6 separate regions of the Homo sapiens genome follow, and regions 1, 2, 3, 4 and 6 are each linked to region 5. Evidence: chromatin loops called from intact Hi-C (ENCODE). Cell type or tissue: dorsolateral prefrontal cortex. All regions are shown on one strand. Region 1 has its middle 4.0 kb from the start of C10orf120. Region 2 overlaps HTRA1 (HtrA serine peptidase 1). Region 3 overlaps BTBD16 (BTB domain containing 16). Region 4 has its middle 32 kb from the start of PLEKHA1. Region 5 overlaps DMBT1 (deleted in malignant brain tumors 1). Region 6 overlaps PLEKHA1 (pleckstrin homology domain containing A1).

Region 1 (5,000 bases), 140 kb before region 5:
TTGGATACTATGCTTATTACCTGGGCAATAAAATAATCTGTACACCAAACCCCTGTGACACATAATTTATCCGTATAACAAACCCACACATACCCCCTGAATCTGAAATAAAAGTTGGAAGGAAAAGAATGACATAGGCATTAATGTTAAAAAGAAAAAGAGATAGTAAGCTGGCAAGTAGCGAGAGGCACCCCTCTGCTCACATCCCCCCCCAGAAATAGGGTTGCCTGATAATAACAGGATACCCAATTAAATTTGAATTTTCAATAAAAATGAAAAATTCTTTGTATAAGTAAATGAGACATATCTGAAATTCAAATTTAACAGATGCCCTGTATTTTTATTTGCTACATTTGTCAACTTCATTCAGAGAGCCGGTTGTTAACATTTACTAGCACGCCAGTGACTTCATACCCATGCTGTTGACCATCATACTCTAGTATCTCTTTATTAGGATCATGGCATCAAAACCCATCAGAAAAGTCAACTAATACCTCAGGGTTTTATTCTGTGCCCTCAACTGACCACATTTCTAAAGAGAAAATTCAGGCATCTAGAGACATATTTTTTGGAGCTTTTTTTTTTTTTCTTTGAGACAGAGTCTTGCTCTGTTGCCAGGCTGGAGTGTAGTGGCATGATCTCGGCTCACTGCAACCTCCACCTCCGGGGTTCAAGCGACTCCCTTACCTCAACCTCCCGAGTAGCTGGGACTACAGGTGCCTGCCACCACGCCTGACTAATTTTTTGTATTTTAGTAGAGACGGGGTTTCAACATGTTGGTCAAGATGGTCTCGATCTCCTGTTCTCGTGATCCACCTGCCTCGGCCTACCAAAATGCTGGGATTACAGGCATGAGCCACCGTGCCTGGCCGAGCCTATTGGCTCTTAAAATGTGCATCTATTGGCCTTACCGTGAAGATGAACGCCTACCATATTACCTCTCCAAATTCAAGAACCCAAGCCCTCCTGTACTTCAAAAAAGAATTCCTCATGCCCTTCAGTGGATTTTAATAGCAGCAGAGGCAACCACAGGGGGATTCCCAAGGTCTCCTTTCAGAAAGATAATATGGTGTTGGACAATGATCTCCATTTAATTGGCCAAGGGAGGCTAGAGAAGATCTCTCCTCATGAGCCCTGATGCTGTTTTTCATCTGCTTGGCCCCCACTGGGACAGACTCCATCTCAGAGGGAAAGTGCTTGTTGGTAGGGCCTGCAAAGAACCCAGCAGAAATTCTGGGGGAAAATAAAAGACACATGTGGGCAGGAATGTCAGCATTGTTGACTAGAATCTGAAGTTTGATGAAAATCACCCTTTTAGGGTTTTGACTTCCCCAGTTAATAATCTGCTCCCCTAAGAGAGACAGAAGAAGCAAAGATCAAGCTTATGACACCTCATTGTGGCTGAAACCACTCCCAGAGGGCTAAATGAGAATTGGCCTCTCCTGCTCCTGGGTCTCACTCTTCTGGGTGAACCTCTCAAAAGAGGCTCCTCAAAGAGGCACAGCTGACCCCATTCCTAGGTAATGGTTTGGAACAAGGCTGACTGAGCCAGGTCTCCTCAACCCTTGTGCCGAAAGGAAGGAGACTGAGGAAACTAGGCATCAAAGGACCCTTTCATGCCAAGAAGGGTGAAGGCTCAGCCTGGAAACCGGGACGTCTGAGGCACTTTGCTGTGGAACCCATAGAATTCTGTCCACAGGTGCTCTGCACAGGCTGTCCATTGTCTGATCCTTCACAGGCAGCAGATGAGAACATTGCCCGGGCCAGATTCCTTTCACACTTTACCACGCCTGCCATTCACCCGGGAACTGGCTGAGATGCAGATTGTGACTCAGTAGTTCTGTATGGGGCCTGACAGTCTGCATGTCTTGGGTGATGCTGCTGCTGCCACCGCTGGCCCAGGGACATGCTTTGAGGATCACCTCTTATTGAGTGACCTACACAGAGAGTCACAACTTTGCTTCTCTTGGGAACTTGTTAGAGGTGCAGGTCCTGGCCCAGACCTGCAGAATCAGACTCCGCATTTCCACAAGACCTCCAGGAGATTCACACGCACATTAATGTTTGAGAAGCACTGACCTAGAGGACACTTCCCAGAATGTGGTGTGCCCTGAGCTGGTGGTTTTGTAGAGGAGACTACGATTTTAAAGAGCACAGCTCCTTATACAAGGTGTGGATCTCATGCAATGTTAAGAAGGAGCACCATTTCCACGCTTCAAGGCGGCTACCTGCATAGACTCAGCCTTGGAGAGAGGGAGATGGCCGATGGGTCTTTGGAGAGCCAGCCTCTGCAAGATCCACCAGAGGGAGCCAGAGCCCAGGGATGGCTGCAGGGGCAGCTGCCAGAGGGTGAGGAGTCCCCAGGGTTTTGTGTATGACTTATTCACACACCGTCACACTTTTTGATAGCCATTATAAAAATAAGTTGCAAAATATGCTTAAAAGAAAATAAGGTGGAAAAATAAAGTTAATAAAATGAGGATAAGACGTTAACAAACTTCAAAAGAAAAAAATATCAAAGGTTTTAGAGAGTGACATAGGAGAATATCACTGTGTGAATGTGTGTATGTGTCTCTGGGTGTGTGTATGTGTATGTGTGTGTGTTTATGTGTCTCTGTGTGTATGTGTATGTATGTGTATATGTGTGTGTATATGTGTCTGTGTGTGTGTTTGTGTGTGTGTGTATATGTGTGTATATGTATGTGTATGTGTATGTATGCATTTGTGTATGTGTGTGTGTATCTCTCTGTGTGTATGTGTCTGTGTGTATGTATTTGCATGTGTGTATGTGTATCTATGTGTGTGTATGTGTATGTGTATATGTGTGTGTATAATATGTGAGAGTATCATGAGGTAGGAGATGATTTTTTAAACAAGACATGAAAGCACTAACCATAAAGGGAAAGGCTGATAAATTAGAGTGCAGCTAGTATAAAAATAAGGACTTCCATTCATCAAAAGACACCTTAAAGACAGTAAAAAGGTGAATTGCAGAGTAGGAGTGGGTATATGCAACACATTTAACTGACAAAGGGCCTATATCAAGAACATATAAAGAAATCTAACATATCAATAAGAAAACAAAAACTAGAAAATAGTGAGCAAAAGACTTGAATAGACATTTCACAAAGAATAATCTCAATGGCCAATAGAAAAAGTGTTCAATTTTATTTCTAACCAGAAAAATGTAAATGAAAACCATCCAAGATACCATAACCAATCTACCTGTATCGGCAAGATGAGTATCCACAGGGATTCTCATACACTACTGGTGGGAATGTGAATTGGTAGAGAAAAGCATGCACGTAATCCCAAGGAGACATGTAGAAGAATGCTCCCCAAATCGGAAACCACCCAACTGTAAGCAACAGATGACTGATAAATAAATCATAGCATCATCATGCTAAACAACAATAAAAAGGAATGTACAAGCATATCAGTAAGAGAATTGTAACTTTTTTTTCATAAGAAGGGGCACAAAGCAGACACAAAGGAACACATACTATGTGAATCTGTTAATATAAAGTTCAATAATGGGTAAAATTATGTATAGAAACGAAAAGCCTGATATTTTAAAACTATAATACATTTAAACAAATTATTAAAAACCTATGAACTATAAGTAGGTGTCATGGTTAATTTTATATGCCAACTCGATTAGGCCATGGGGCCCAGGTATTTGGTATGATGTATTATTCTGAATGTTTCTGGGACAGTGTTTTGGGATGAGATTAACATTTAAATCGGTGGAGTTTGAGCAAAGCAAATTGCCTTGCATTGTGTGGATGAGCCTCACAAAGGCCTGAATAGAACAAAAGACTGACTTTTCCTGAGCAAGAAGCAATTCTGCCATCAGATGGCCTTTGGACTTGAACTGAAACACTGACTTCTTCCTGGGCCTCTAGCCTGCCAGCCTACCCTGCAGATTTTGCACTTGCTAGCCTCTGTAATCATGTAAGCTAATTCCCTAAAATAAATAATAGATAATAAATCTCTCTCTCATATGATTAGTATATATGTATATGTGTATATATATTTATATATATGTGTGTATGTGTGTGTGTACAAATATTAATTATAAATATTAAGAATAAATGAAATATGTATAAAAGATAAAGTCTACAAGACAAAGAAATAAAGAAAACATGAAGTAAAAGATGAAAGACAGATGTGAAAGGCAGTTCAAGAGAATTTGAAAATGGACCAGGAGATGAGATTGATGTCTATGAATACAAGTCAGGACAAAACCAGGTAAAAGTCAAGAATAAAACCTAATGTAAAAACAATTGAGGGGAAATATCTGTAAAAGAAAACAAAAGCAAAAAGCCTGGGAATGACAATGAAAGAGAAGGAGAGAAGGAAGTGAGCTAAAAGCAGAAGTTTGTGGAACCAGGTGTGAGAAAAGCAGACTTTCCCACAGTATAGAGCCTCATGGCTGTGGTGACACCCCGCCCAGGTGTATCCTTTCTCACCCTCGTTTTCTCTGAAGTCTGGAGGAGCTGGACCCTGACAATGACACCTTTACCTGTCTGTACCTGCTGTGGCAGGGCAATAACTTTTCCATCTAAATATCTGGAGTTGACCAGGCTGCTGATGCACCATCAGCCCTGGAATATCCCCACAAGCCCATAGCCTGAAGTAACCTTAGTATCACTGTGTATTTCCTTTTGGTCTTTTTTTCCTCTTGCATATTTGTATTTTTACAGCATCCAAATTATACCCTATATAAGTTTTATATTCTGCCTATTTTTGCATCCCATTATGTCATATTACAGAAAATTTTTTAGACTCAATTTTTAATGGGTACACGATATTCCATCAATTGGAGTCCAACAATCCCATCGATTGTTCCACAAATATTTGTTGAATGCATATGATGTGCCAGGTGTTGTATGGCTTGCTCAAGGTCACTTAATTAGCAGTTGAGTGTGGGACACATGGGAAAGTCAATGAATGCACTGCAAAAGGCATTTTCTTCACTGCTCAGAGGCCCTCTGCTG
Region 2 (5,000 bases), 100 kb after region 5:
AATCCAGCCCCAAAGCGGAGGCCATCAGGCTTCTGACCACAGTTAGCTCATGGTGCCCGCCACCATCACTTACTCAATGCAGTTATTTTAAGTTCCAATGCAACCCATTTACAGCTCTCTCAGTGGAATGAAGTAACTCAAACACTTGGTTTTTGAGCTTGTTAACTTCCTAATTTTATGAAGCCTTAATATTTTAACTCTTTAGCAAAACCAACAGAGCAATAAAAGAAGGCAGCCGACCAGAGCAGGCAGAGACTCATAAACTGCTCAAAAGACCTCCAAGTTTCCAAGTTTCAGGTGACTAAAAGCTGGAGACTCACAAATGTTTCCACCCACCCTGCCCTAAGATGAAGCTCAGGTCCCTGGCACACTTGTTTTTTAACTGACAAAAGGTGTATTTGAATTGCCAATAGTGAAAATGACTCTCGAGCAAACTGCCCACTTTAACAATGGAAAAATACAACCCCAGGGAAGCAGTGATTGTATTTTCCCCCATTGTATTGAATATAAGTTACCTGTGGGCAGTGACTTTGTTTTATTCAACCCTGTCTCCCCAGAGCTCAGTACAGGGTCAGCACTCAGCTAGCAATGATTGCTTGTTTGAGGTTCCCACGAAAGAGTCACCTAAATAAAGTACATTTTGGCACGGGTGCAGTGGCTCACTCCTGTAATCCCAGCACTTTGGGAGGCCAAAGCGGGCGGATCACAAGGTCAGGAGATGGAGACCATCCTGGCTAACACGGTGAAACCCCGTCTCTACCAAAAAATACAAAAAAATTAGCTGGGCGTGGTGGCGGGTGCCTGTAGTCCCAGCTACTCTGGAGGCTAAGGCAGGAGAATGGCATGAACCCGGGAGGTGGAGCTTGCAGTGAGCCGAGATCGCGCCACTGCACTCCAGCGTAGGCGACAGAACGAGACACTGTCTCAAAAAAAAAAGTAAATTTTACAAACATTCCAGGGCTCCAAGAAGTAAAGCAACCATCTAAGCCCTTGGTTCTTCACCAGGTATGTACATACAGCCTCTGCCTTTAGAGGCTCTGGGGTGAGACCAGGAGCAGGCGATCCTAAAAACCTCCAGGGGTGGAGTTTCTGGGCACCCCTGCAGCTTGCAGACCTCCAAGCTTGTCTGGGCTGCTGCATGGAGTAGGGTGGGCTTTCCTGGAGGATGTACTAGCAGGAGAAATGGATGAGGCTTCTGCTGTTTGGGAAGTCTGTTTCAGGTCTCGTTCCTGGCTTCTTGTCCATGTTTTAGCAGAGGTCCGGAATCCCGGCTGGTCTTTTGGGACATGGGGGAATCTGGAAGGGCTTTCTCTCTTCAAGAGCAGTTTGTCTGGATCTCTGGCTTGGAAACAGCCTTCCTACAGTCCCTCGGCTCTTTTTGCTTTTCTTTAGTGAGGGCTGCACTGACGGCAACTGGAGGCAACCTTGTCTTCAGGCTCCTGAGCCTGCAGAGTGAAGGCTGTGATCTGTCCTGTTCCATCTCTAAGCCACAGCCATCTGGAGCCCTGTTTATTTCAGCTATTAGCTGGGGCTTAGCTGGGGTTGGTTTAAAATCTCTGTTGCTCTGTCAACAGCACAGCATGGTGGTTATGAACGAGGCTCTCCATCCAGTTGTGTGGGACCACCAGTCCTGAGCAAGGTACTTCTCTGTGACTTAGCTGCCCAGCTGTAACCCAGGGAAGACTACAGCACTCACTCATAGGACTGTCCGGAGGATCAAATGAATTAGTATGCACCCGGCATAGAATAAGCACAACATATATGTTAGCCCTCATTATTAGTACCCTATTAGTATTTCAATTCCTTTCTTTTTTGTAATCATCTGACCAGTACAGCTGGAGATGACAGATCTTTGTTCTCTAGCTGAATTGTATACTTTCCCATCCAAACCCTGCCAGTGCATTGACTTCTGAAATAGATGATTTGCCTTCATTTCCAGAGCGGTGAGCAGAGATGTTCTCTGAGGTCTATTCAATAAACAGCTTACAGATGAAAGTGCTTTCCTTTGAATGGTGACATGTTCCTCTATCCAAAGATCTACTGTGACCCAAAGTGCTAGTCACCTCCCTGGGGACCCCTGATCTGATGACATTTCTACCTCTCATCCCCTGGCATGCTCTGCCCCAGACAAAGCCACCTTATAATATTTGAAATCGCAGCACCCGCTCCTGCCTCGAGAGCTCTGTCTCCAGATCCGTGTATGACTTGCTCCAACTCCAGGCCTCTAGTCAAGTGGCACCCCTAGAAAAGGCTCATGTCCATGGCAGCTAAAGTGACTCTCCCGCCAATCTTCCAGCCAGAGCAGGCAGCCAATTCACCTCATTTAACAGTGACGTCAAGTGACCTGCCCGTGGGCACCAGCTGTTGAGTCCTGGAGCCTGGCTTGGACTGAATGAAGTCTGCTGGCTCCCAGGCGCCTGTCCTCGGAAACACCTCCGAAAAGTCAAGGGTGGAGTGTGAGATCCAGAGAGGGGGCGCAGCAAAGCAGTGCCTTCCACTAAGGAAAAACAGAATGGCTGTGTATCGCAAGCACCTCCCGTTTGTCTTCATTCATTCATTTATTCATTCACTAATCCACTCGTACCAAGTACCTCCGATGTGCCAGACAGACAAACATGCAAACGGTGTCAGACACCCTACAGAGCTCAATAAATATTTGCAAAAGAAGGAGGGAGGGATAAGAAAAGCATTGTACCCACTCTGTCTCTCCCTCCTTTCAAAGCCACCATGCTTATCCCTCTGTGGCTGTCCCCTCACTGGTACACCGGGGGCCCGCTGTGAGCCCGATGGCCAATGGGGGACCTGTTTTCCTCCACACAGGGACTCAGCCAACTCCAAAACTTGTTAAGCAACTTGCCTCACTAGCAATAAATTAGGCGGCTCGCATGGTGCCAGCAACTCAGGACCCCGTGCGATGAGACCACAAACAGCGAGACCAGTAACAGCTGGCTTGTTTTGGACAAAAACATGCTTTTTCAATGTTGTCGCCTCACACCCAGATTATTGCAGTAGTCTAAACTCTCCACCCTGGATGCATTCCGCACTCCACTGCTAGGTCAGCCCTACACTACACTAGGCTTTGAGTTGCTCCAGTTCAAGAACATCTGCGCACAGGGCACGGGGCACAGCCAGCCTCTTCAGCCCTGGGACTCTGGGCCACCAGCCTGGCTCACTCCTGCTGCCCTCCCAAAACGTTCCCCAGCCACACTGATCTATTCACCTCCAAACAAGTCTTAGGCTTTGTGTATGCTGTTCCCAGCTCTGAGGGGGATGCACGTCCAGCCCACCAGGAAATTTACAGCACCTGACCCCTCTCCCACACCCTTGGAGTTAAGTGCTGGGCTGACTCCTCTGAATGAGGCTGTCTGGGTTTAAATTCCAGCTGAATGACCTTGGGCAAGTTTTTCAACCTTAGCTCCGCTATCTGTAAAACGGGAATGAGAAGCTGGGTGTGGTGGCATCCGCCTGTAGTCCCAGCCACTTGGGAGGCTGAAGCAGGAGAATCATTGAGCCCAGGGGTCGGAGGCTGCAGTGAGCCATGATCACACCACTACACTCCAGCATGGGCGACAGAGGGAGACCCTGTCTCTTAAGAAAAAAAAAGAGAGAGAGAGGAGCAACTGCCTCCTCGTTTGACCAAATGAGGTCACAGAGGTAACACACCCGGCACACAGACTGGGTGCTCAACAGACGTGTGCTATCATCATGCCCCTTCTCGAGTCTGCAGGATCACTTCTCTCCGGGACAACTCTCTACTGCCTGACTAGGCTGAGTTTCCCGAGGGCTGTGCTCCTGTGTTGGTGAAATACGCAATCTCGAATTTCACCCAGTTCGGCTCTGGCATCTTCCCGTCCACGTAAGCCAAACTATGCTAAGCCCTAGTTGGTCACACCGAACCATATTCCTATAAAGTAAACTCTAGACCAGTCCCTCTGCACTGTGCTCCCCTATGCCCCTCTCCTGGCACTGCCCGTGTTGAGGAGGCAGCACTGGGGTCCGGCAGCAGCGGCACGGCTGCGCCCAAGCGCACTGCCAAGCCCCGCTGTCTGGTTCCTACAACGCGGGGCTGGCCGCTGCTGAACTCGATATTATTTTTCCACATGGCCTCTGCCTGAAGATGAGGAGCATCTCTCCGGAAGGTCCCGCGAGAGAGTTAGACATTGCTCCATTCCACTCCTTCCCCCATCACCACCGTCTCCCCTGCCAGAACAGGTCCTGTGTGCGGCTGTAGGAACAGAGGGGTAGACTTCTTCCTCATCACTAACCCGGTCCCTTCTCCGCCTCTGCAGATTTCGTGATCCAAAGCCCGATTCAGCTTATTCAAAAGGAGCCACTTTCATTTTTGTAGGGCTGGCTCAAAACGAGGAAAGCAAGACAGGCAGCAACGCCGCCGAAACGAGAGCGGTGCCAAACCGTTCCCTGCTCGGGGTAGACTTTTTGGAGAAACTCCGGGGCGGGCCGGCAAACACTGTTCCTTTCCAAAAGAGTTACATACAGTTTTCACTGAGCGGTCCCGTGATCAAAGCAGTGAATTTTAAAGGGGACGGAGGACGTAAATAGAAGAAAAAGCAACCGAAATGACTTCTTGTGGTCCTGAAGCCGCTCTGCGAGGCGCCAATTCCCAGTCCTGAACTTCTCTCCTTCCTTTATGCCCCCATTCCTCTTATTTGTCCTGGGGTCCCCGCGCTGTGTGGTTGCCCTCAGGGCACTCCATGGCCGGTCGCCCGGCGTCTCGAGCCCCAGAGTGCAGGCCGGGCGTACTGGCATCGTCTGGGCGCAGAACCGGCCCCGGGCTGGGCGCGAAGCTCGGTTCCGAGGCAGCCCGCGGAAATCCGCCACCCCGGGGCCCACCTGCCTGTCCCCGAGAGTTGCCCTGGCCACCCCACAACGCTTCGCTGCCCCTCAACCTGCCCACCAGTCCCGCAGAAGCAGGTCCGAGCTGGGATGGAGAGAGTGGGGAGCTGCCCAGGAGCGCGGCGGAGTACCTTGGCCGCAGGCTC
Region 3 (5,000 bases), 270 kb after region 5:
ATTTTCTAATATTCTACTAGGATTTTCAGCATAATTTAGTTTTCACTTTTGAAATTTACTCAGAGGTAATAAAATTTTGGTAACTTGGAAATGGGTACCAAGATCCTTTTAAATAGAGTCCTAAAGAGATATGACAACTAAGTGGTCCTAAACAGCACTGAAGAAAGAAAAAATGCTATAAAAGGCAGTATTGGGCAAATGACATTAAAGTATTACATCAATGTAAATTTCTTAAAGTTGATAACTGCACTATAGTTATATTTTTCAAAAATTCTTTTTCTTAGGAAATAAACACTGAAGCATGTGGAGTAAAGGAACTTAATAAACGCAAATTACTCCCTAATATTAATAGTTCAGAAAAAACAAGTGTATATGTAGATACACGTAGAGACGCAGATGATATAGCAAGCAGGGCAGAAATTGAACTCTAGGGTGATTGGCAGTACTGGGTGTAACTATATATTTTATGCATTATTGTGTATATATTCTATGCAAATATTCTTTGCATAGAATATATATTCTATGCATTATTGCATATATTCTATGCATTATATATTGTATATATTCTATGCATTATTCTTGCAACGTTAAATTTGAAATTATTTTCAAATAAAAATGTTTAAGAGACTAACACAAAATAGAAAGTTCTTTTGACTTAGTAACTTCATTTCTAGGAATTTAATGTGGGAAAGAATCTGAGATGAAGACAAATGTTGAAGGATGTTCACCAGTGTGCTATTTATATTGGTAAAACATTAGAAATAACCTAAAAAGCCCGGCATTGGGAAACATCTCCATGAATTTCTGTAAGGGAGAAGGAGCCTGGCAGGGGACAGGCATTTCAGGTAGGAGGATGGGCATGAACCAAGGCCCGGTATGGGGAGGTGTTCATCAGGGAAGTTTCAGGGGGGGCCCCGTGGCTGCACTTATGCTGTGTGAGTTGAAGGAGCCAGGTCACCAGAGGCAAAGGCTGTTGGCTAGAGATGCGATTAGAAGGGGGTCCAGACCAGAAGCAAGACAGTTAGAGGTCACCTTGGTCCAAAATAAGAGACATTGGACCTCCGATCTTGGGCTGGGGCTGCTACCCATGGAGCGAGGCCCATAGCGCTGGACTTGATTTGGAAGTAGAAATGACCTCAGGGTTGGGGTATGGTCAAAGTGGCGTCCAGGACTATCAAGGGTCTAGCTTGATCCGCTAGTCAGATGGTGGAGGAACACTGGGGGCAGGGTTGGGGTGCAGGACAGGGCAGGGGCACCGAGAGATGGCTTTTAATCTTAATTGTCAGAGAGGTCAAGCAGGCGATCAGATACGTGGGTGTAGAGTTATTCAGCAGAGGTGCCAGCGCCGGAGATGTAAGCTGATTTAGGGTGAGAGATTTCATTTTCTAAAATGAATGTGCATTGATGTTGTCAGGATTTTTTCTAAAAATTACTTAGGTAATTAAGTCTTTCATTTTTCGCACCCAGGTGAAAATACCTGAGACAGCAGGTACTCAGAGGGTTCCTACCCACAAGAAGGAGCGAGAAGGGAGCCCTCTCCCCAGCCCCACACACAGCACCCTGAGTTCCAGCCCCAGCCAAGGCTCAGCTGTCCAGGAGGGCAGGAAGCTTAAGGTGGGGGTGCAGCCTCCATCAGAGCACCTCCCTCCCCAGCCTGGCCCCTACTTTCTCCCATCCCCCTCTCAGGGGCCGCACCCTGGGAGCCAGCTCTGACCTGGGGGACTTCAGCACTTTGTGGAGCAGGTCCTGTGGGATTTTGTGGAGGTGGATCTGCGTCCCCCCTAGAGGAACCAAGTTCATTTCCAGCCACTTCTCGCAGCCGGTGGTGAGCTGCTCTTCCTTGTACTAAGACAAAAAAAAGCCAGTTGATGAAGGAAGTCCTGAGCTCTTGGCACCCTCTGCTGGCCTGAGACGACACTACACGTGTGCTCAGAGGGAGAGTCACTGCAGAGGCGCTCAAACCTTTTCTACAAAATACATGAATTACAGCAGATACCTTTTCTAAGTGTTTTCTATGCTCGAGGCGCTGCACTCAGTTGATTTAAATCAATCCTCAGCGAAAACCTATGAGGTGGGTTCACTGTTATCCCTAGGTCACCGGTGGGGAAACTGACGCTCCCAGGTTCCTGCTCTTGCCTGTCGTCACACAACTCGTAAGTGGCAGAGCCGGATGCAAACCCAGGCAACCTGACCATAGGCTTTGCCCACTAGTTCAAGTCAGTGGCTGATCATGGAGGGCCCAAGGGGTGTACCTCGCAGGAGTTCTGAGGCTATGAACACACCCAAAAAGCAGGAATTGAAGGGCAGAGAAAGTGGAAAAGGCGTCTTAGAGCCAGGGACCTTGAGAGAGCTTCAGTACACCTCGAATAGCTTCTGGGCCTGGGGTCCTTCTGCAGCCCAAGCATTGCTGAGAAATGCTGACCAGGATGCAGTTTCCACCACAAGTGGCCTTGGAATTACCAGTGGGGCGAAGGGGAGGACGCGATGATGGGAGAACTGTGGCATGCTGCTTGGTATCCCCCCCCAGGTCACTGGTGGCCATACAGAGAGAGCTGAAGTCAGGAGGCCTGGGCTTTGGACCCAGCTGGTTCCCCTGGGCAGGCTGCTGCCCTCCTTGGCTCTGTTTTCTCCTCTGAGAATGAGGTTGGATTCTATCATTTATTCCTAACCCTGACACACTGATTAGACCCAGGTGAATCTAGACCTCACAACTCCAGCAAGAATGTTCTGGAAGGTCTTCGGCTGTTTCGGTGAGAAAGGCTATGCTGCTTCTTCCCCCATCTAAGATTAAAGTCTTTCTATTTTTTTGGTGTTAAAACATCCTTTAAAAAAATAAAATGATGGTTTAAAAAAAAAAACACACAAATGTGTTCATGTGGCAAAATAAAATATTTGATGACTTCAAATAGATATTCTGGGGGGAAGTAGGCCTGGTGGGTAAAATCCCAGCATCTAGGCTGCTCCTGAAGGCCCCCCCAAGGGGCGATGTGCCCCGTCTGGGTTGTTCTCACCTTGCAGCCGGCCTCGTAGAATTTCTTGATGGTGCTTGGCTTGAGTCTGGCTATCATCACATCCACGCACCTGGAGAGAGAGAACTGCAGTTTCTGGAGGAACCCCACACTGCTTTTGGAGAAGCGGAAAGTCCCAGAGATTCTCATTCAACTCCAGGACAGCAGCAGACTTTTGAACGGAAGGGAGCCTCGCTTTAGGGGTATGGACATTTGGCCAGAGGACAAGACCAACATGGCTTGTTAGAAATAGCTCTGGGCTGGGAGATGAGGCCAGAAATCAAATCCTTCAGGAGAAAACAAAGTAACCCTATAGCAGGGAACAAGGATTATTGCTCAAAGCTGAAGTGCCACCAGGTGCTGAGATGAGGTTTGATTTTAGCCAACATAGCCATCTGGTCATCCCCCTGCCTGAGGACTGTCTTCCTGTACAGACCCTTATGGTGCCACCAGAGGGGCCTCAAGTCCCATTCCTCTCTGTGCACAAATGGAATCAAAGAGCAGCTCTCAGATGAAGGTCTCTGCGAGCTCATGACTAGGACCTGTTGATTTGGCTCACCCACCCATGAAGGATCTATTCATTGAACACATACCGTGTGCTAGGCACCTGGAGAGGTCCTTGGTGTGCAAAGAACAAAACTGATGGGCCAGTGAGGTGACATGTTAAGTCAACTTTCAGACAGATAACCACATTTGGCAGTCATGTTAAGGGTTAAAAAGTTAAAGAACAAGGTGTGATGGGAAGGCAGATGATGGAGACTTCAGCCTAGTGTGGTTAAATCAGAAAAGTGACCAGAAGTCAGAAGAGAGGCACTTAAAACCTGAAAGAGGAGGAAAAAGAACAGGCCAGGCCAGGGATTCAAAGACCAGCATTCCAAGAAGCGGAAACAGCATGTGCAAAGGCCCTGGGGCAGGAGCAGGTGCCACACTTTGAAGGAATGTCAGGGCTGGCACAGCTGCAGTGCCGTTGTTTAACACTGCTCCACACTGTCCCCTCTCTCTCCCTCTTTGACTATTGTAGTTCGTCTGGGCTCAGCTCCAGCATCACCTCCTCTTGGAAGTCTCCCTGATTGCTCCTCTCCACATAATCCCTTAGCTTTGATTTGCATGACTTCCTTCTACCTGGTTCCTTGCCTCCCTCCAAGGAGGGCATGAGCCGAGGTGAATGGAGTGTGGTAGACGTGCTATGTGGCAGGTAGGGTCACAGATGTTTCAGTGACTGAACTTTCACAGCTAATACTAACCTCTCTGCAGCAAAATTGCTTTGAAGTATGTTCACTTCATTGAGCAGGGCACCCGAGAGTAGCCACTGGGATCTCATACGGAAGCACAACCTTAAACTCATTATGACTCAATGGTTGTCCTAAACTCAGTTGATATACACACCGCTCATGGGCAGAGGCTTAAAGGACATCCAGTACCTCTTGCACTTATTCTAAAATGTATCCTTCCATAAGGCCAGACCAGAAGGCAGATGGGGTCTTGTTACCACCAACAACCACATCCCTGGAGAGTAGCTTTTACTGAGTTGCATTTTGGTGTGCCGCTTTTGCCAAAACCAAGAAAAAAACATTATAAGATTTATTATTGCATTTACTCTACAGACATTCTTGAGGACATTGACCATTAGGTTGCTTGGGGTCATCTGCTGAAGACATCCACAGTTTTCATACTAATAGTAGTTGTACTTCTCCCAAGTGAATTGTTTTTTAAACTGTTATCTAGTTTGCATCGAATATCACTGATCAAGTTTCCCTTTTTATCTGCCGCTAGCAAGTTCAGAGCTGAATGTATGGCCTATCTTAGGAAAAAAGTGTGGTTATTAGAGTTAGTATACAATGGTAGCTTCTCCATCTTTTTCTTCCTCCTTAAAAAAAAGAAAATTGGTGTTCTGTGGCTTCATTTCATGTATTCATGGAAGCCACTCAAAGCCTTTACTAGAACAAGGTAAGAAATGATAAGTGAATAAATAATCTGGTCATGGCCAAGGCA
Region 4 (5,000 bases), 220 kb after region 5:
CCCCTTTTGCAGGTGCACGCCATCGCTCCTGGCTAATTTCCATGTTTTGCCTGTTGTGAATAATACTGCTACGAACATTCGTGTTCACGTTTCTGGGAGGGCATATATTTTCATTTTCTCTGGGGTATGTAACTAGAGGTGAGAATTGCTGGGTCACATGGTACTGTACGTTAATTGTTTGAGGAGCCACCAGTTTTCCAAAGCAGCTGCACCATTTCACCCTCCCACTAGCAGCATATGAGTAGTCGTTTCTCTACATCCTCACCTAAACCTGTTTCAATTCCCACTCCGACTTCAGCTCTCTGTGTAAGCGTTGCTTCCCCTGGGAGGGCTCTCCTTGGGCCTTGATCCCCACACCAGGATCTAGGTCAGCTTTCTTTGCTTTATGCTCTCTGGAAACAGTGCTCCAGGCAACTGTGCTCTTCAGGGCACACAGGCATTCTTTAGTGCATATTCCACTAATAACTGTCTTTCCCCACACACTGTAGGCTCTGAGATGGCGGAGACTGTGTGTTTTGTTCACCTTCACAACCTCACCCGAAGCCTGGCCTGCAGCAGCTCACTGTAAATCTGTGGTGTGAGTAAAGTCAAGGAATGAAAGCACAAAGGTCACATGACTCATTCAAAGTCACAGAGCTCAAAGTCATGAGGAGCAGCCATAGGAGCCCTTTGTCCCACATCTGCCAAGCCCACAGGGCAGCCACTAGCCATTGAGTCCACGGAGCACTTGAAACGCGGCTTGGCCGACTCTGGGCACACCGCCTGTGAGTTAGTGCTCCTCTGCAAGGAGGAGTTAAAAAAAAAAAAAGGAAGAAAGAAACATGGCTAGAGTGACAAAGAGTGAAATTTTAAATTTTATTTCATTTTCATTTATTTAAATTTAAGTGGTTAGCGCAAGTAGAAGGAGCAAGATAAGAATAATATCAATACAGAGCTGAACTCCGCTTCCCCAGCATGGGAACCTTCCTGTTCCACAGCACGACTTTCTCCAGAAAGAAGTCTGAGGTGGCCTCAGGCTGAGCCACAGGCATGGGCACAGCCTGCCACTGAGGCTCCACTCATCGGGGGCCTGGGAAGAGACTGAGAGGCTCGGAACCCTAGAGAGTCTGCAAAGCCAGGAAGCATCCAGTTCTGGTTTCATGTTGGGTGCTGTCGTTACCTTGCTTCTTCTACTTAAGCTTATGGCAATTTAAATTTAAATTAATTAAAATGAAATAAAATTGAAAACTCAGTTTCTCAGTTAGCTCCAACCCCATTTGAAGTGCTCAAAGGCCACGCATGACTAACGGCTACATCGGATACCACATCGGATACCACATCAGATACCACATCGGATGGAGCAGATGTGGGACATTCCCATCATTGCGGAAAGTTCAGTTGGCTGGTGCTGCCCTCAGGGTCTGTCTCACAGAGGTTTCTTCTGTCTCTCTCTCCTCCAGGAGAACCTCCTTCTATACCCGCCAGCTCTCAAGGCCTCAGGGCCCAGAGGCCCAATTCCCCATATCCTACACCTACCCCCGTGTGCAAGCAGGGCCTGGGACTTCTGGTACCCAGGTCATCCCTGGGAAGCTCACTCTTCTCCCCAACAGCATGGCGAACCCCAAACAGTAGCCTAGGCTTACAAGAGCAAGAACAAACTCTCTCCTCCCCGGTATTACAAGATGCTCCAGTCTCCCGGATGCAAAACCCTATAAAGAGGGGCGAGGAAAAACCTTCTCCTACTCTTTCCAATTCATTCCCATTCTGATGAGCCCACGGGAAAATAAGACAGTTCCTTTCCCCAGATCCTCCTCCTTCTGGTTCACAGGCTCAACAACTCACATCTGTTCTTTCGTATTCACAGAATTTGAGAATCTGATGATTGCAGCTGGAAAGACTGCAGAGAGCACCTGGGTCAACCTTTTCATTTTGCATAAAGGGAAATAGGCCCAGAGAAAGAAAAGGGACTGTCCCAAGATCGCACAGCAACCATTTTGACCTTCAACAAGTACTCCCTGACTCCAAGCAATAAGGGTGAAAAAATAAGGAATAAATTGTATAAAGCACGTATTATGTGGTAGGTGCTTTACAAAAAACATCAACTTATTTAATTTTTACCATGAGTTTGATTGCCTATCTCAGATCAGTCTCTGAGGCTCAGAGAGGTTAGATGGCTTGCCTAAGGCCATACAGCTGATAAGGGGCAGCGCTGAGACTCAAACCCAGGTCAGTTGTACTCTAGAACCCGAAAGACTTGGTGTGCACCAAATGAGTCCAGGGCCATCTCCCCCGTTGGAGGGGAGGGGATAGGAGGTGAGCGGCTAGGAGGTGAGCCAGAAGGGCATCAGGAGAAGTGAACGAGGCGTTTCAGACATGGCACATAAGAGGTTTCGTTAACCAGTGCTCATGGCCACTGCTTTGGGCATTGGGACTTTGGGCTTTAAAATTCAAGTTCTCCCTTGAATCTCTACGAATTTCTCCCTTGTAAGAAAAGCTTGTAAAATTATTTTAAGATTTTTTTGTCTCAAGACTAACACTTCTCAAGTTCAGAGATTTTATGATGTGCATACTGTGGATGTTTGGATAAACAGAGCCTCTCCCAGGACGAACAGCTCCACTTTCAACCACAAAGCAAGGGGACTCCCTGCTGTAAAACGAGTTTTTAGGTTGCAAATTTTTGCCACTAAAATTTTTGAGGTGGACCATGCCCCCTAGTGGAAAGGGGTGGACTGTGAATTATGGCTCACCCACAGGAGGGGCCTCATTACTAAGTTCTGTTTATTTCATATTCTAGGAAATCAGTTTTGCTTTGTTTCGAATCAGCCAGTGTGGTGAAATCAATTCACAGGTTTTTTGTTATTGTTTGGATTTTGTTTTGGCACTGGGTAAGGAAGACAATTGGGTGTATGGAGCACAGTAAGAAACCCTGCTGTGGAATTGACACACAGATCAGTTTCTGGATGTGATCCACAGACACCCTGCATCAGCATCCCCCAGGAAGCCTGTTATAGTGCAGATTTCTGAGTGTCTCTCAGACTTCAAAATCAGCCTCTCTCAGCCGGGGCCCAGGATCTGCGCAAGCACAAAGTCCCAGGTAATTCAGATGCATATTCAGTCCTAGAGCCATGAGGCTGGAACACCACCTGTGTACCGTTTCCCTCCATCCCCACCTACAAGGACAGCCCCCCATCCTTCCAGGCCCAGGTACGTGCCACTCTCCCACCCTTGCCCCTGCTCAAGTCCCCATCATAATCGAATGAGATATCATATGAGGCACACCCTGCACACCGCAGCCAGGCGCGTAGCATATGCTCCGTGCGCATTGCTTTTGAACAGATAGGTGTTCAAGAAATACTTGAATGAAACACCCTAAAACATTTCCACTCTTCTCAGTGGGCCATCAGGGGAAATAGAAACAGATAGGCCTGTGGCCAGGCCTGAGCTGGACTCCCAACTCTGCCACACTGAGGAGACTTGGATGAATAAATTTACTTTCTCTGGGCCCAGACTGGAGTGCAGTGGTGCAATCTCAGGTCACTGCAACCTCCACCTTCCTGGTTCAAGCAATCCTCCCACCTCAGCCTCCCAAGTAGCCGGGATCACAGACATGCATCACCAAACCCAGCTAATTTTTGTATTTTTAGTAGAGACAGGGTTTCACCATGTTGGCCAGGCTGGTCTTGAACTCTTAACCTCAGGTGATCCACCCACCTTGGCCTCCCAAAGTACTGAGATTACAGGTGTGAGCCACCATGCCCGGCCTCAGCTTCCTTCTTATCAGACATGGAAAATACACCTACTTCATGGGGTCGGGAGGATTCAGTGAGACGGTGCTTACCAAGCATTTTCCCACCAGAATCATTACTCCACCTTGCTGGGGCTCCATTTCCCCCTTGTACAATTAGGAGGTGGAAATGACATCACAGGGCCCCTCCCTGACACTCCAAGTCCTACTGTCTCTAGTACCTTCCTGTTGCCCAAGAGGAAGGGGAGGCAGCCCAATCCTTCAATCCTTCCCTTTTCCTTTTGGGGCTGCCTTCCTCCTGCCACCCCAGCCCCCCGCAGGTTTTGGGGCTGCCTTCCTCCTGCCCGCCCCAGCCCCTCCCTAACATTCCCCACTCTGCTTTACTGCTCACCTTACAGACACATTTTTGGCATCGCTCCTTGGCAAGTTTCTCCCACTCTTGCAAACTCCTGGCGCATGAGTTTACGTATTTCAAATACCTAACCGTTGTTTCCCCTAGAGACCGGGCAATCATTCATGTTTCAGAGACGCTTCCAAACAACCTCTCCTCTCTTAGACATCTGCAGATTTGCTTGTCAGTGTTTTTAGTTCTTGTCATCCCTGTTATCCTACAGAACTGTGGTAAAATGCCACAAGGTTGCATTTTTTCTTGAGCCAGTAACACCAAGCCCCCAGGCGTCTGCACAGGGACTGGTCCATAAAGAGGCCTTACATACAGTGCTGCCTGCGGGGCTCACAGCCCCTGAGAGGGAGGCAGAGGGGTAAGTTTATGTCCCTTTTAAAGATAAGAAAATGACAGTCATGGAAGGTAAGTGACAAGTGACTTTTCTGATGCCCCGCAATTTGAAGGTGAAACAAATACACCATCTCCTTCCTCCGCAAACACTGTGCTCGCTATGAAAGAAATCATCCTGTTATCCTGTTTAACTTCCCCCGCATTCCCTGCTTTTTTTTTTTCTTTTTTTTTTTTTTTTAATTGAGACAGGGTTTTGCTCTGTTGCCCAGGCTGGAGTGCAGTGGCACAACCGCAGCTCACTGCAGCCTCAACTGCCTGGGCTCAAATGATCCTCCCACCCCAGCCTCTCAAGTAGCTGGGACTACAGCTGCCCACCACCATGCCCGGCTGAGTTTTATATCTTTTGTAGAGATGGGGTTTCACCATGTTGCCCAAGCTGGTCTTGAACTCCTGGGCTCGAGGGATCCACCCACCTCAGCATCCCAAAGTGTTGGGATTACAGGCATGAGCCACTACACCCTGCCATCCTGTTTAGCTCTC
Region 5 (5,000 bases):
GGGATAAGCCTTCATCCCCTTGAACCTGGCCTCCTCCCAGCTGAATCCTCAGTGTCTGCTCTTCCTTTCTCTAGTCCATCCACATTCATTGATTCAATCAGCATCGATGGAGTGCTTACTCTGCACCCATTTCTATACTAAGAGGATTCACTGGTCTCCAGGTGGTTTTCAAGTTTTATCTTTAGAAAGTACAAATATATTCAATTCAATTCCTTGCTCAAAATGCTTCAGTACACTCTCCAGTCCCATCAGGATCAAGTCCAAGAGCAAGCCTCGACCTACTTTTCCAGCCTCCTCTCCTGGGAGGGGCTAATTGAGCCTGCTTCCCACCATGGAGCTGGCCATGCTGGGAAGTCAATAAGCACCATGTTCCTGCCCGACGTGATGCCACTAGACCACCCACTGGGGTAAGCTGTATTGATGGTGTGAGGAAAATAGGTACAGGTCCTGAGGGGTGCAGCCCACCGTCCTGACAGTAGGAGCCAGATCCTGGGTGTGGCTTTTCAATGGTGAGTTTGAGATTATGAGAAACTTGTGGTCACAGAGTGAGAGGCTGGAATGGGATGCAAAGGGAGGGGGCAGGTTGCTTTTCCTCCCAGAGGGAGGAAAGGCCAGCTGGACCATCTTCAGGGTATCCCCAAAGTACATTCTGGACTTCCCATGCTCTGTCCTTCCCCAGTCTCAGGGACATAATCCATGGAGATGCCTGTTCAGACCTGAGGCCTTATTCGGAAGGGCCCCTCTTACGAGCAAAACACCCTACCTTCTATGCCATCTGCAACTCTTCTGGATCAGAGATGAACCTAGAGGTGCAGCAGGGCAATGCGCCCCCTCCTGGTCACCCTGTGAATGGTCCCTCCAGGAGAGTGCTCGGTCTCCCTGCCTCAGCCTCTCCCTTGCTCTGTGTTGGTCAGAAATCTGCCTTTCCCAGGCCATTTCTGGATCTCTCAAGTCATGTCCTGGAAGGGGAGGGACTGACCTCAACAAGGCCAAGGGCCCAGGAGCAGAGTCATCCTAAGTGAACACATGGAAGGCCCTGAAAAATTAAACTTGGGCACAAAGTTCTCTGCACATTCTCACTGGAGAGGCAGGGACATTTAGCCAAAGTCAAAGACCAGGGCAGGGGTAAGAGGAGGCACCCATCCTAGCCTCAAATCTCTGCCCTGCTACTCACCAGACACATGATCTTAGACATAGAAATATTGACAAATTAGCTAACTGTGCCCTGGTTTTCCCATCTGCAAAATGGGTATAATCGTATTACTTACCTCAAAGTGTTCTTGGAAAGATTTCATGATAATAGCACTCACTATGTGCATTAGTTGAGCACTTATTAGGTGCCAGGTGGTATTTTAAGTATTTTTTAAAAATATATCAATTCATTTCATACATGAAAATCATTTTATGCAGGGTATATAACAAGTGCTTGGTAGATGTTAGTTATCTTCAAGATACCTGTCATTATTAGTGAAAAGAAAAGGTAGGCCGGGCGCAGTGGCTCATGCCTGTAACCCCAGCACTTTGGGAGGCCGAGGTGGGTGGATCACGAGGTCAAGAGATCAAGACCATCCTGGCCAACATGGTGAAACCCCATCTCTACTAAAAATACAAAAATTAGCTGGGCGTGGTGGTGCGCACCTGTAGTCCCAGCTACTCTGGAGGCTGAGACAGGAGAATTGCTTGAACCCAGGAGGCGGAGGTTGCAGTGAGCTGAGATTGCACCACTGCACTCCAGTCTGGTGACAGAGCAAGACTCCATCTCAAAAAGAAAAAAGAAAAAGAAAAAAAAAGAAAAGGTACTGACCTTTATTTTCAACTATCTCTCCTCACACCAAACTGAAACTAACCTCATCTGATAAATGACTGAGAGTCAGAGAGCAAGAGGAAGGAGAATGACAGCTGGGATTGGCCGAGTGTGCACTTGAGACATGCCCCAGGTCTTGGCACGCACGTCTCCTGTCCCCCCGGCATTCCTGCATTCGACAAGGCAGGCGTTTGCTCTGTGACCTCAGCTGTGCTCAGCCTCAACTAGCCAACAGTAGCAGAGGAGAACTGGCCAACCCCACCAGGGAAGAGGAGTGAAGAAAAGGTCTTACCGTAGTCTGTAGTCCTTGGGATCCACCCACCTGGAAAGAACACAAATTCGTCTTAGAAACACTGTTTAGAAATGATTTCCTACAAGTCACAGAAATTGGCTTTAGCTTCACCGTACAATCACACCAGAGGGCGCTGTGGCTCAATCTTGGGTTTGTGTGTCCCCGACGTTCTTGCTAAATGAATTCTGCAATAGCGGATTAAAGCAAGTGGATTGGATATGAGGAGCTCAATCATTTTAGATGTAATGAAGCATATGTCTCTTTACTAGGCCCCTAACACTACAGCTTATGGTGACAGGATGTAATCTATGCTTGGAAAGAAGGGCTGGACAAGAGAAGACAGCTTAAGCTCGTTGTCCAGTCTGAAATTTGAGTATAGCTGGCATTGACAACAGCCACTCAGATGACCCCTAAAGAAGAAAATATGTTAATGTCAGATATTCTGTTCCTTCTGACTCATAACCTGAAAACATTTTATTCCATCTTGAAGCAAATGGAAATCTAGAGATCCCTGGATCTTTATATTCAGTGAGGCCAGACAAGGTCCATCGGACTCAACTGTAGCTTTTGAGTTTCTTTTTGAGCAGTTCTAACTATACTCGTGAGTGTTGATATTTAACAACTTTTATATATTTTAGAGGTCTTTCAAAGATCAGAGAGAGTATTTATTCATTTAAAAAAAAGGATAAAACTCATCCTATCTTGTAATCACCATATGGATCCATTAGATCCTTTTATAAATCCAAGATTCATTATTGGCTTCTGATTTTATTTTTCCTATGTCTTGAAGCATTTCACTATTTCATCATCCAAGAAAGTATTGCATCATTATTCATCAATTATTAAATAGTAAGAAAATGATAGAATGGTGAAGTTGCCTAGAAGGAAGATGAACTAGTGAAATAAGTCATAATTCTTCCATGCCCAAAGTATTGTATTATCTTTCAAGAAGATTTTTTTTAAGATTGGAGACACTTTCTTCATAGTCTGTTTTTAGCTTTCATTGAATGCAGTTAAAAATTCAAATTTTTTCATTTTCTACTTGTGATGGCAAAGAGAAGAAAACTGACAAGGGAAGATGTTTCTGCAATAATTAGATGAACCAGAAGAGGAATATAGAGACAAGATATAGCACTCCAGATACTAATAATGGTAGAATTGATTGTACAACAGAAATCTCAGACTATGAGTCTTCAGATGATGATATCCTAGATGAATTTCTCAAATTCAAGAATCCAGGGTCAATGATACAATTCTAAGGACAAAAATAAAATACAGTACTCTTACACACTTCGATAGGGATTTCATCACATGATATTTTGCAACAAGAACTTCAACCATCTTATTTTGCTAAAAAAAAAAAATACATGTGATGGTATTCTTTTGTCTTTTATGATGTTTATATACCAAAATGTATGTGATACAAAAAGGTCTGCTATGTTTAAATTCTTATTAACAATTCCAGCATACTTTCTTTCATTATTCCTTTTCTTTTTACTTCCTGGTAAAAGGAGGATTAAGGCATTTGACAAAATTATCAGATTATTATTTTATTTTTAGAGATAGAGTCTTGCTCTATTGCCCAGGCTAGATTCAAATTCCTGGGTTCAAGCGAGCCTCCTGCCTCCAGCCCTAGAGTAGCTGGAACTACAGGCATGTGTCACCATGCCCGGCTCTTCAGATTCTTTGTAAATGTGGGTCCTGAGAGCAGTGACAGTCACAGTTCAGAGATTTGAATTTCTCTAATGGAACCAACAGGCCAGTGACAGGACTTGCCGTATGTCAGAGAACATCTTCACCTGCCTCAACAGCCTGAATATGAGCTCCATGATGGGCTCCCCCAGCTGCCCTGCTTCATATTGATGGCTTAGGAAGGGGGCCACTGAAACCATGTGGCTATGCATCCCTGAAAATGAAGAAGAAACTCGCAATAGAAACCACAACATTCTTTCAACAGAGATAGCAAACTAGGGAACTCTGTACCAGAACATCCCCACCTCTTTTCTGACATGCCATCCCTGCTCCCACACTCAAGAACGAGCTGATAGATGTGCCTAAGAGAGCCTTCCATTCAAAACTCGGCCATTTAAACACAGTCTACCTGACACCATGCAATTCCCACTGCCAGGTCCCAGGTATCCTGCCTAATCCCATGGCAGTCGAACTCATCCAGCCAGAGCCTTGACAAGGCTCATCCACAGCATGGAACACCACATTGAAGTTGTTCCTGGTTCTGCTGTGTCCACACATTTTGAATAGACCCTTCTGCACATACTGAGACCAATCTGTAGTCTTCCAAGAATCAACCACATAGCTGTAGGTTACTCCAGCTGCCATTGTGGGAATGGTGGTAAATTGCCTGAAGGGAGAAGAATCACTTCTGGAAAATGATTTATTAATTTTTTTTTTTGAGACAGAGTCTCACTCTGTCACCCAGGCTGGAGTGCAGTGGCACAATCTCGGCTCACGGCAACCTCTGCCTCCTGAGTTCAAGTGATTCTCATGCTAACAAACACTGGTACCTTCCTACTAAGTTTACTCCAGGCTTTATCTGGATTTCACCAGTTTTTCATTTTCTGTTGCAGGATCCAATCCAAGAGCTCACATTACTTTTAGGAAGCTGCTTTTGGATAAAACATGAGGAAAATGTCTAGAGTAGTAACACTAAATGGTTCTGAGGCTCTGTCTATGTGCCAGATACTGCATGGGTTGGAACATAACCTCCATTTATAAATGAGTAAACTGAGGGTCACAGAGGATCCACAGCAGGCAAGTGGCAGAGGAGGGGCATTGCTGGGGCTAGCAGTGGGTACCACAGCCTTTCCTGCCCAGCACAAACCTGGGCATACTGAGTTTTTCTCAAGAGTTTGCATGAAGACCAGAGCTGACAGGTGCCTGCCACCT
Region 6 (5,000 bases), 130 kb after region 5:
GAAAACCTTGTCATTACCCTTAATTCTTCACTTCCTTTCACTTGCCATATCTGATTCATCGGAAAATCTTCCACCTTCAAACTAGACAGGCAAAAAGCAAATGGGAAGAAAAAATGGCATGAGTGACAATACGAACCAAGACCGTGAGCATGACGTATGTAGAAGTCAAAAAGAAACAGACGCCATTGGGACCAAAGGCCCTATTTGGAAATAATAATAAATGTTTCCACAGGGAATAGGTTACATTCATAACATGAAGATAAGGTACCAAAGACAGGCAAAAAAAAAAAAAAAAAAAAGGCTGATGTAAGTTCCTGACCATGGAAAGTTCTCCACAGCCCCTCCTTTCCTCCCCACTAAAGAAAACGTGCATTAGAGGTATACATACCACAGTTCGGGAGGGAAAGAGGCAATGGAGCCTTAAGAGAACAATGTAAACTTTCTCCATCACTTAGGACCCCTGAATCAACATTTAGAAATTTATAAAGTCACATGGCTTTTACTTAGAAGTACCTTTTTCTCTCATGGGACCCCCCAAAGGCCCTCTCCATCACAACACTTATCTTACCCACACCATCACCCATGGGCCATCTCAGTCTCTGATGCGTAGTTTTCCATGCTAGATTTTATCACATATTACTTTATATTTTCTTTCGGCAGATTCCTCGTGGACATCTTTGTCGTCTTCTTAGGTCTCCTGTGTGCTGCATGTCGTACACTGAAGACACCAATTGACCCAACTCCATCAGGTCAAAGCTTCTCCACATGGAAAAAACCTGTTAGCCTATACCAAGTGATTATCTTTATAACCAGGCCCTATAGCTGTTTCCAAAGCAAGAATCCAGCATCTTAAAGCTATTTCAATCTGTTACTTACTATTTATTCTGGTAACCTTATTTATCAAATGTCAGGGCTTGAAATCTTTCAGGGAAGTTGTAATTTGATACGTACCTATGATTGATTCTCAAATGTTAAATTTAAAGGTATGTATAAATAATATGTCATTTGAAATAGTATGGTTCTAGAAATGTTGAAAACAGACTGAATTCAACTCATTTAGTAATCTGGAAGTACTATTTTAAAAGAGAAGTTTTCAAGACTTCTACTGAGACAGTAGAAGTAGTGTGTTAAGAGCCCAAACTTTGGTATCAGAAAGATACATTTCAAGCCTAATCTGACTCTGGACAAGTGGCTAAGTCTGCTTCCAAACCTGCAGAATAGGAGATGGATGTGACTATAAAAAGAACAACAAAGAGGGGCCTTTGTGATGATGGAACTGTTCTGCATCTTGACTGTATCAGTGTCAGTATCTTGGTTATAATATTGTATTAGTTTTTCAAGATGCTGTTGGGGGGAAACTGAGTAAAGGGTACACAATATCTTTTTCTTTTCTTTTTTTTTTTTTGAGATGGTGTCTCATTATTCTGCCCAGGCTGATCTCAAACCCCTAAGCTCAAGTGTTCCAATTGCCTCAGCTTCCTGAATAGCTGGGACTACAGGCGTGTGGGTCTACATTATTTCTTACAGAAACAGAAATTGACAGGTAGGACATAATTAAAAAACCAAAACTTCATTTTCTAAACCCAGGTAAGTTCTTGGAAATAATTAAAGCTCTTTCCAAATAGGACCAAATACTAAATATTCCCCATTTTGAAAGTTTGGAAAGTTTTATTTCTTACAACTATATGTGAACCTACAATCATCTCTAAATAAAAAATTTATAATTTGTAAATGTTAGTTTGAATTTTATATTAATTTCAAAACTATCCTAGGCAATCACATATCTTATCTAATTTTCTACGATGGAGGCAATAAACAGACTCCAAATTTCCAAATTTTAAATTTAGCAATGATATAACCAGAAGGTGGCGCTATTACCACATGAATATACCACAGTAAGGCACTATTAAATGTATCAAAAAATACAGATTTCATCAATCAAAACTGTAAATGCTAGCCTCAATTCAGCCATATTTTCAACATGTGTCTTACTTGAGGTTTAAAACATACAATTTAATCATTTAAAAAATAGATAACATACACAAATCCTATATGGACTAAACTTCTGAACACTGAGATCTGGTATTAAGCTGTCATATCTTTGCATTTTTGATACAAATATTTCTTGCCTCACCAACTGTTAACAGAACTTTTGATAAAGGTACAAGCACCACTTACAGAAAATTCCTGAACTGCAACTAGAAGTGAAAGAAAAGCTAAGAAAGGGATTTCCTTTTTGTTAAAGCAAAAATGTTTACAGCTTTCCCTTCTTATTTTGGGTTTAGGATAAAAACATTAAAAATACTTTTCCCAAATGTCCAACAATGATCGACTGGATTAAGAAAATGTGGCACATATACACCATGGAATACTATGCAGCCATAAAAAATGATGAGTTCATGTCCTTTGTAGGGACATGGATGAAATTGGAAATCATCATTCTCAGTAAACTATCGCAAGGACAAAAAACCAAACACCGCATGTTCTCACTCATAGATGGGAATTGAACAATGAGAACACATGGACACAGGAAGGGGAACATCACACTCTGGGGACTGTTGGGGGGTGGGGGGAGGGGGGAGGGATAGCATTAGGAGATATACCTAATGCTAAATGACGAGTTAATGGGTGCAGCACACCAGCATGGCACATGTATACATATGTAACTAACCTGCACATTGTGCACATGTACCCTAAAACTTAAATAATAAAAAAAATACTTTTCAAAGGAAAAAAAGTTGCATCAGTTAATAATAATAATTACCAAGACAGATGTAGCTTTTATCCAATTCCATTTTATATAATGTAGAAAATGAAGTTCCGAAACACACACACTTGCCTAAAGTCACATACGGCAGAACTAGAGTTGAAGACAGGCGCCAGGATGCCGGGTCTAAGACAGCCATTATATTCAGACCAATGAGACACTAGGCAAGAAGAAACTTTTATTACAAAAGGCAGTATTTTTCCTTGAACCATGTATTGTTAGCCTAATTCTACTAGTCAAATTAGTTTAGATCTTTTCAAAAATGGACAAAATGTGTCCAGGAATAAGCTTTAAATAAAAATTATGTATCCAGAAAACACAGCTACATATTTGGAGCAGCATCAACAAGACCATAGCAGCAGTGGACAAACACCATGGTAACAATCAGGTGTCCAAGACCCAATGGGAAAGAAAGGAACACCGGAACATCAGTCACTTTCAAGGAAGCAGGCTCCTGGACAAGTATGACTGAAATTGTTACCCAGGCTATTATCACCTCCCATGGCTGGCGTGAACAAGAAAACATGGCTTACACACGCAATGGCACTTTTGGTAAGAAAATAATATTTCAGAAAAATAGGTAGGACATACTAAAAAAATTAAAGCTTCATTTGCTAAACCTAGATAAGTTCTTGGAAATAATTAAAAGCCCTTCCTAAATAGAACCAAATACTAAATGCTCTCCTTTTTGAAAGTGCTGAACATGCTGCAATAAAGGGGTATCAAACATAAACATATCCATCGTCTAACAGAACTACAGAAAACCTAACAGGTGAAACGCAGACACAAACCTCAAGGTCCTTGCATTCTAGGACAATGTATTCCATCCATTTGTAGCAGCAGCATATTAGAACACACACAGGAAGTACGTGAGCTGCTGTTGCATGGCTAGACATTCACAAGTCACTTGATTCAACAGAGATCTGAAGGTCTAAGATGAAGAAAGCCATTTCACACAACAAATGGCCTTCAGAAAAAGACTGAGAAAAAAAAAAAGAACACTAAGCCTATGTGTTTTGGAGAGGAGGTGCGGAATGCCATAGGTTATTAGGAAGCAACCTGGTATATTTGGCTGGATTACTCTAGCTACACCCTGGGCACAGATCCTAATGATGCTCCCAAGTACAGTGAGAAGCCAACAGTTACAGCTTCGTTGCTAACGTGCCCCATGGGCCAGGCAAATCCTCCTCCTTTCTGGGGTCTCAATTTATCTCAGTTAGCATTGATGGTGGGGGCTTGGCCTAGCTGATCTTTAAGTCGTCATTCAGCTTTTCAGGAAAAGGCAACAGATGAAGATGTCTACTTTGATACCTACTCTGCACAATGACAGGAATAGGGTAGTCCAGGAGAGCCCCAACAGGACATGAATAGGTGAGCAGACATACTGGTTCAAAGTCATTCCCGGCTGAATTTCAGAGAACAAGGTATGAACATGCCAGGGAAAAGCAGCAGGATCTGACAATGGATTAGACACAACAAGCAAAAGAAGGTATCTCGAATCATTGAAGGCAAGTTGCTTTAAGGAAAGAATATTCCAGAAATTCAAAAGTACAATTTATCTAACAAATAGGTATACACTTTTCTCTAATGTGGGAAGTTCACACATTCTACAGTAATGCCTTGTCCTCACTGGAGAAGTATTTAAGCTTTACCAAGTGCACCAAGCACTGCACTAGGCCCTGTATATGGTGTTCACCGCAACAGACGTGGAATATTTATCACCAATAGGGAACGTTTGCAAGGAGCAGCCTCTAACACCCGACATAGTTTTTTGAGTGCATCTCAACTGCCCACCCGGAGATTAAGATGCCCTCTGCTTTCCGCCTTACATCATGCCGTCTAAATAATCATGGAGCACTGTGAGCAGCCCAGATGATCCACACGATGCTCTGAGGCTAACATATGATAATTCTGCTTTTGAGAACATGTTTTTTAATTAAGAAAAATAAGCAAGTTCTTTCCCCTATCAAAAAAAAATCATTTTTCCTTCTATAATTTCACATGCAGGGATGCATTAAGAATTCACAGATCTGAAGTTTCTTATTCTTGCAAAGATGACCAAATAATTACTCTGTCCTTAAATATGTAAACTGAAGTCAATTAACCAAACACACCCCTAATCATTGTATTTACTTCATCACACAAGGGCTGAACCAAACAAAATGAGAAATAAGTCAGAATAAACTCTGTGCAGTTTATTCTCATTACAGTGTTCAACCAGTTTGACATATAA

Evidence for each region. Peaks named below come from ENCODE experiments on the same cell type or tissue, not always from the same donor. Only the 100,000 strongest peaks of a DNase experiment are listed, where the experiment ranks them.
Region 1: a loop joins it to region 5, with 5 times the contacts of the local background. A loop is called at or near these places in 49 of 110 quality-filtered maps.
Region 2: it touches region 5 in a loop (4-fold over the local background); 34 of 110 quality-filtered maps call a loop at or near these places.
Region 3: it touches region 5 in a loop (7-fold over the local background); 100 of 110 quality-filtered maps call a loop at or near these places.
Region 4: it touches region 5 in a loop (5-fold over the local background); 69 of 110 quality-filtered maps call a loop at or near these places.
Region 6: it touches region 5 in a loop (5-fold over the local background); 79 of 110 quality-filtered maps call a loop at or near these places.

Annotation. Positions count from the first base shown.
Region 1 is chr10:122,701,328-122,706,327 of GRCh38, reverse strand. No RefSeq gene overlaps it. Among named protein-coding and RNA genes, the nearest start is that of C10orf120, 4.0 kb to the right of the region's middle. In dorsolateral prefrontal cortex, a CTCF peak has its summit at 2,307 (motif pointing right); DNase peaks (open chromatin) are centred at 2,287 and 3,862; H3K27ac peaks cover 1,009 bases.
Region 2 is chr10:122,462,110-122,467,109 of GRCh38, reverse strand. It overlaps HTRA1 (HtrA serine peptidase 1), which reads right to left. Exons shown (of 9, transcript NM_002775.5): 1 at 4,986-5,000. Among named protein-coding and RNA genes, the nearest start is that of HTRA1, 3.1 kb to the right of the region's middle. In dorsolateral prefrontal cortex, no CTCF peak of the experiment used is centred here; DNase peaks (open chromatin) are centred at 29, 2,329, 3,109, 4,399 and 2 weaker places; H3K4me3 peaks cover 4,691 bases; H3K27ac peaks cover 5,000 bases.
Region 3 is chr10:122,295,849-122,300,848 of GRCh38, reverse strand. BTBD16 (BTB domain containing 16) reads right to left here. Exons shown (of 16, transcript NM_144587.5): 8 at 3,012-3,081; 9 at 1,715-1,845. Among named protein-coding and RNA genes, the nearest start is that of BTBD16, 27 kb to the right of the region's middle. In dorsolateral prefrontal cortex, CTCF peaks have their summits at 1,691 and 1,901 (motif pointing left); DNase peaks (open chromatin) are centred at 1,218 and 1,898; H3K4me3 peaks cover 827 bases; H3K27ac peaks cover 2,429 bases.
Region 4 is chr10:122,340,515-122,345,514 of GRCh38, reverse strand. No RefSeq gene overlaps it. Among named protein-coding and RNA genes, the nearest start is that of PLEKHA1, 32 kb to the left of the region's middle. In dorsolateral prefrontal cortex, CTCF peaks have their summits at 2,469 and 2,677 (motif pointing left); DNase peaks (open chromatin) are centred at 704 and 2,664; H3K27ac peaks cover 4,876 bases.
Region 5 is chr10:122,563,093-122,568,092 of GRCh38, reverse strand. It overlaps DMBT1 (deleted in malignant brain tumors 1), which reads right to left. Exons shown (of 56, transcript NM_001377530.1): 2 at 2,097-2,126. Among named protein-coding and RNA genes, the nearest start is that of DMBT1, 4.8 kb to the right of the region's middle. In dorsolateral prefrontal cortex, CTCF peaks have their summits at 855 (motif pointing left), 2,014 and 2,226 (motif pointing right); a DNase peak (open chromatin) is centred at 2,222; H3K4me3 peaks cover 1,054 bases.
Region 6 is chr10:122,432,293-122,437,292 of GRCh38, reverse strand. It overlaps PLEKHA1 (pleckstrin homology domain containing A1), which reads right to left. Exons shown (of 12, transcript NM_001001974.4): 12 at 4,948-5,000. Among named protein-coding and RNA genes, the nearest start is that of MIR3941, 18 kb to the right of the region's middle. In dorsolateral prefrontal cortex, CTCF peaks have their summits at 1,675 and 1,875 (motif pointing right); no DNase peak of the experiment used is centred here; H3K27ac peaks cover 2,704 bases.